Linked DNA regions of Homo sapiens: region 1 is linked to region 2. Evidence: chromatin contacts called from ENCODE Hi-C or POLR2A ChIA-PET data. All regions are on one chromosome and are shown on one strand. The core of a region is the stretch at or near the end of the contact, and the rest is flanking DNA. Distances in the headings are between cores, read along the strand shown. Region 1 holds the start of DBT (dihydrolipoamide branched chain transacylase E2). Region 2 overlaps SLC44A3 (solute carrier family 44 member 3).

Region 1 (2,700 bases), core at 137-2,636, 5.4 Mb after region 2:
GATATATGGGTTTGGAGTAGACCTGGTTGGAAGACTGGGGAACTTTAGGACTCATCAGCATAGATGGTAACTAAAGCCAAAGAGTGGATGGGATAACCCAGAAAGTGGGAAAAGTGCAGAGGGCCAAAGTCAGAGCCCTTTAGAAAAAGCAATATTTAAAAGGCGGGAAGGGAAACAGGATATTGGGATGAAGTGGCCAAAGATGAAGAAAGAATAATATTGGGAAACTGGTGTCACAGAAAACAAGAATGGAAAGCTCTAGAAAGAAGAGAGACCAATATGTGTTAAGTGTTGCTGAGAAGAGCTCTCTTCTCCTGGTTATCTCTTACTTATCCTTCTTACATCTCAAGTCATACAGTATCCTCTGGGAACTCCTCTGACCCCCAAGTCCACCATAGGTGTCCACTCCTGTGTGTTCCTGTAGTTCTAGGCACTTGTCCCATCACAGTACCTCTCATGCTGGGTTGTAATTTCTATCTGTCTCCCTCTCCTTTGTCCTCCACCACAAGGTTGTAATCTCTTGAGAAGGAAGATATGATGTCTATTTCATATTTGTATCTCCAGTGCCTAACACAGCACTGGTACATAGCAGGCTCTTGAAAGTTTTTGTAAGATCGGGGTCACCAAGGCAGGAGCATCTAGGGAAAGGGAGAAGAGGCAGGAAGAAGAAACACTAAGCAAATAGGGGTAACAAGTATCATTACCGGTATGTGTCAGTGCTTGGTGCTAAGACTGGGAGAAAGAGAAGGAAGTGCAGGGGAGATGGTGATGGGTCACAGCCTTGGTGACAAAAGGGTAGGAATGATATGTGGTGCGGACATAGAAGTACAAGGCAAAAGAGTGACGCCGAGCTGCTCAGTTCTTCGGAAGCAGGGACCCCTGCTGATATTCTATAACTTGAACGGCCTCTTCCTCTACACACTGTAGATTCCTTGAGGGTAGGGGTCGTGTTACCAGTGTTTGGCATACTGTGGGTACGCAATAAATGCTAAACGAATATATCTCTGGATCCACAGCGCCTATCACAATGCCTGGGCACCTGGAAGGCGCTCAATAAAACGCTAGCTGGGCCTCGGGGTACAGATGGAGCAGGACGGCTGAGTCGCTGCAGAAGCGCTTCCAGGTAAGGGGAGGGAGTGGGTTTCCACTCCAGACTGGTCGACTCGCTCCGTTCTCTGCCCTTTATTTTGCATGCATCCCTTCACCTCTCCATCACGCGTGCCCTGGACGCCTGGCACCGGAGGAGAAAGTAAAACACCACTCCTGGATGACTCCGGACAAATCACTCCTTCCCGGCCTCAGATCTGCCCAAACGTGCTTACCAGCTTCCCCGCATTCCTGCTCCAGGTTCTCAGCATACGGACTGCAGCCATCTTACCCCGGAAATGACAACAGTGCCGCAAACTGGAGAGACTCTCCTCGGCGCGGCCTATCAGGAGATGGGAAACGCGCCTCCCCCTGGGCGACCAATAGGGAGGGAAGAAACGAGCCTCCCACCCAACAGCCAACCAAGGAGTAGGGCGGAGCCTGAGCTAAACCCTAGGATCTGGGACCCAGCGGGGAGTGAAAAGAGCCTGGGGGACGGAGGCGGGGCAGAGGGCAGCCCAAATTTAACACTGCTGTGTAAATACAGATGCACCAAAGATAATCTTTTTAGTGTATGTGATGGGGAAAATAGAGAGTGTTAAGGAAACACAAAGAAAGGTACTTACCTCAAGAAAGTTATGTTGCAGTAGGACCTGAGCGATGAGTTGGAAAACATTTCCCCGTCTTCATCTTGTAGTGTAGCCGCCCCAAATACAGAAAATAGAATATTTCTATACGTTGTAGCAAGGCTCTGGACAACTAGTTGTTTCACAAGTCCATACAGCAGTACTTCCCAATGACTGCCTTTTTTACTCCCATTTATGTTTTTGATTACCAAAATTGGCTAATCAATTTTTTTCATGAAAGATGAACATTACCTAATGTCTAAAATAAACATGTTATCATCTTTCTTTTTACAGACTGCTATCAGATGCAGCTAACTAGCATATGCAATACATGTCACAGACACATGATCTTGATTTAGTTGTCTCTTAAAGAAATGTCAAATTCAGGTCAAGTGGAACTGGTAAAGAACAGATCAGAGCTTTCTTTTAAAAGGCAATCTTCCTCAGAGCAACTAGGAAACCAATTCCTGGAAATGTCCAGGATGACATTAGTCTGTTATTGCTTCTTACGTGGGAATGAAAATCTGCACAGATGTCTAAGGAATTACAGAGAAAAAAAACTGGAACAAATACATTTTAAATGCTCAACATTGAAGATTAGTGGTTATGAAACAAAATCTCAGGTATTTCACAACTTCATTGTTTAATATGACCCAAACACTTTTCCCCCTCATTTGCCATTTTATGTATTACACATCTACACACAAAAAATCAATGCAAACAATAAATCTTATTATCTTTTTTGTTTGTTTGTTTGTTTGGTAGAGATAGGGTCTCTTGGGCCAGGCGTGGTGGCTCCTGCCCATAATTCCAGCACTTTGGGAGGCTGAGGCAGGCAAATGGCTTGAGCTCAGAAGTTCAAGATGGGATCTCTCTATGTTGCCCAGGCTGGTCTCAAAGTCCTGGTCTCAAACTGCGATCTTCCCATTTCAGCCTCCCAAAGTCCTAGGATTACAGGCATGAGCCACTGGGTCCGGCCTAAATAGCT
Region 2 (2,768 bases), core at 226-2,725:
TGCCCGGGAGATGAGGGAGAACAAACAGAGAAGACTGAAAGGGAGTGACCAGTGGGTCGAAGGAGAAGGGGTGGAGTGTGGGGCCCTGGAATGCAGGTGAAGGGTTTCACAGAGATGTGCGCGGTCCAGTGTGGCAAGTGCTGCCGCTAAAGGAAGAACTGAGGATTGACCACTGAATAATCATGATTGGAGTAGGTGAAGAGAAAGTGGGAGGAAAAGAATTGGAAAGAGTAAGTATAGACAATCTTGAGGAATTTCACTGTTAAAAGGAACAGAAATGGAGAGGAAGCTGGAAGAGGAAAGAGTCCACAGTAGATTTTTCTTAAAGATGGGAGATAGTTGCGAATGATTCAATAGAGAGAAAGATTTTGATGAAGAGGGTGAAAATTATTGAAGAGTTATGTTCACACAGGTTAGAAAGAATGGGATCTGGTGAAGTGTGGCCATAGGATCATGGGCCATTTATTAATATCATGTTCTGGGAGAGGACTCAGATTATGGACCCGTGTTGATAGCAGGTTAGGTGTGAGGTGGTCAGCACTAGCAGAGGTTTTCTGATTGCATCAGTTTTCTCAGTGAAACAGGAGGTAAGATCATGGGCTGAGAGTGAGGATGGGAAGGAAGCTCTTGAAGGTTGAAGGGGGAATTTATAAAACAGTTGGGCAGAAGAAGGGGAAACAAATGGACCAATATGGGAGCATGTAAGTTTCTGATAGTAACTCAGATGGTATCCTCTCTCTGATTTTTTTTTTTTTTGCCTCATTTATTGTTCCGCCTAATAGCTGAGGTCCAGCATAATACCAGCATGGAGTAGATGCTCAATAAATGTTTAAGTTAATTTCAGAATTGGAATTCTATCTACCTATATCTCATTTATAGCTAACCCTGTGTGGCACTCACTGTAGCTGACCCTATTGCACTTACTATTCTAAGAGCCTTACCTGTTTATTATACTTAACTCATAACAGCTATGTGTATTGCACTAAAAGCCACAAGACAGGACGAGATCACCAAGGGTGTGAGAAGTAGGTATTACCATTCTCCGATTTCAAGTGATGAAGCAGATTTCAAAAAAAGTCCCACTATTTGCAGGAGGTTGCTTAGGGGACAGTGCAGAGATGTGACTCTCAGCCTGTGTGACTCTCAAGCCCAAGCCAGTAATCACTGTCCCAAGTTCATCTTGCCTACTCTCTTCTTCACCATCAGAGAGCTGTGGCCCACATTGTTTGTCACACATTTCAAAGCTGAGCCTGGAACCAAGCCTTCTCACAATTCAGTGCTCTTCCCACCACCATCCCCTGAGATCTGTCATATCTTGGGATCTACCCATAGTCTACCTCCCATTAACACCCATTAGCTACCCATGATAGTAGCTGTAGTGCCCAGTCCATAGAGACAAAGCAACTGTCATGTGATGAGGGGATCTTGCCTGCATTCACACAGCCATCCAGGAGAGGGCAGTCATGTGTGCCTAAGCACGTCTACCCCACCCACAGGCTCTGCAACCGCAGACTCCGAGCTAGATCCAACCTGTTTCCCGGCTTTCGCCCTGAAGCCAGAGCGCCCCTGAACGTTTGTCTAAACCAATGGTTCTCAAGCCCCCCGCGCCCCCCGGTGACTTTTTGCCCCTGATATGGCATTTGGCAATGTGTGGACACATTTTTGGGTTGTCGTGGCTGTGGGAGGGGAGGGAGAGCTTCCTGGCATCTGTGTAGAGAGGCGAGGCTTGTTGCTAACACCCTCCAGTGCGCAGGACAGCCCCAGCCCCAGCCCCAGCCCCAGCGAAGATCTGGTCCACAATGTCGGTGAGAAACCCTGCCCTAAAGGAAAGTCCTAAACAGCCCCAGGAACAAATAGAAGATGGCTTTGATAAGGATGTTCAGAAACAATAGTGATCACTCAAAAATAACTTGCAGGTTCTGCTTCTTTGGGGAGTGCCAAATGCCATTCTTTGGGGGAATGCCAAATAATGTCTAAGCGGATCTTGACTCATCACTTCAGCTGCTCCCACCGCTGACTGTGCCAGGTTGGGAGGTGTGCGTATATGTGCACTTGACAGCACAGGGCAGCTGAGAGGAGAGTCTGGCCCCCATTAGCGTCCAGGTCCTGTAGGACATACTTACCTTTGTCTGTCTGAAGAAATCATCCTTCCTGTTCTGTGGAAATATTCTCCGCCCGCAAACTATTCGTGATATTGTAAACCTAGTTTTGCAAAAGCATAATCTGTCGCTGATACTGCTGGGCCTTGTAGGAGGAGCAGGTACTTCTTCCCTGGCTCAGAGCACTTCTCATATTCCAGAGTGGTTCTCAGAGTCCACTGACCTCATCTACCTAACAGGCATTCTGTTTGGGAGGGGCCACCTCCTCTGGAATTGGGAATGTTTCCTGAAGCATGCCCTGAATCACCCCATCTTAGAAAACCATAGGCATTTATCCATGCCTTACCCAAAACAGAGATTGCCTCCAAGCCAAAGTGAGCCCAGCATTCATAAAACATTAACCTCTCTATAAATCAAGCTGTTCCACTGTTTCTTACAATGTAATTCTTGTTCAGCAGAACATAGAGCTTGGGAATTAAGATCAGCCTTAGTCAGTGGAATCAGTTTTTGATCTACAGCACGGATATCCTCCCCTTTCCTTCACACAGACCCTACTGTGAATATCTAAGGACTCCTGAATGACGAGCCTAAAGTCAATTTATAGCTATGGCAGGAAATATGAAACAATCTCTAAATGTTCTTCAAGCTATAGGTTTCACCAAAGACCAG

What was found. A loop is a pair of places that touch in the nucleus more often than their neighbours do. ChIA-PET counts read pairs that join two places held with the same protein, here RNA polymerase II (POLR2A).
Region 1: a loop to region 2 is called in a map of HepG2, with 18 times the contacts of the local background. The contact joins the promoter of DBT here to the enhancer-like site in region 2. A Hi-C loop is called at or near these places in 1 of 168 maps with a recorded cell type or tissue (HepG2). POLR2A ChIA-PET finds 5 or more read pairs at or near these places in 1 of 52 experiments (CD8-positive, alpha-beta memory T cell).

The regions. Positions count from the first base shown.
Region 1 is chr1:100,248,448-100,251,147 of GRCh38, forward strand. It overlaps DBT (dihydrolipoamide branched chain transacylase E2), which reads right to left and starts at 1,387. Exons shown (of 11, transcript NM_001918.5): 1 at 1,323-1,387. The coding sequence starts at 1,373. RefSeq lists enhancers at 556-1,115, 1,116-1,675, 1,277-1,396 and a silencer at 1,507-1,606.
Region 2 is chr1:94,853,121-94,855,888 of GRCh38, forward strand. All of the region lies in intron 9 of SLC44A3 (solute carrier family 44 member 3), which reads left to right. Among named protein-coding and RNA genes, the nearest start is that of SLC44A3, 34 kb to the left of the region's middle. Within about 2 kb of position 1,476, at least 27 of the 41 ENCODE cell types and tissues checked have a DNase peak (open chromatin) inside an H3K27ac peak, as active enhancers do.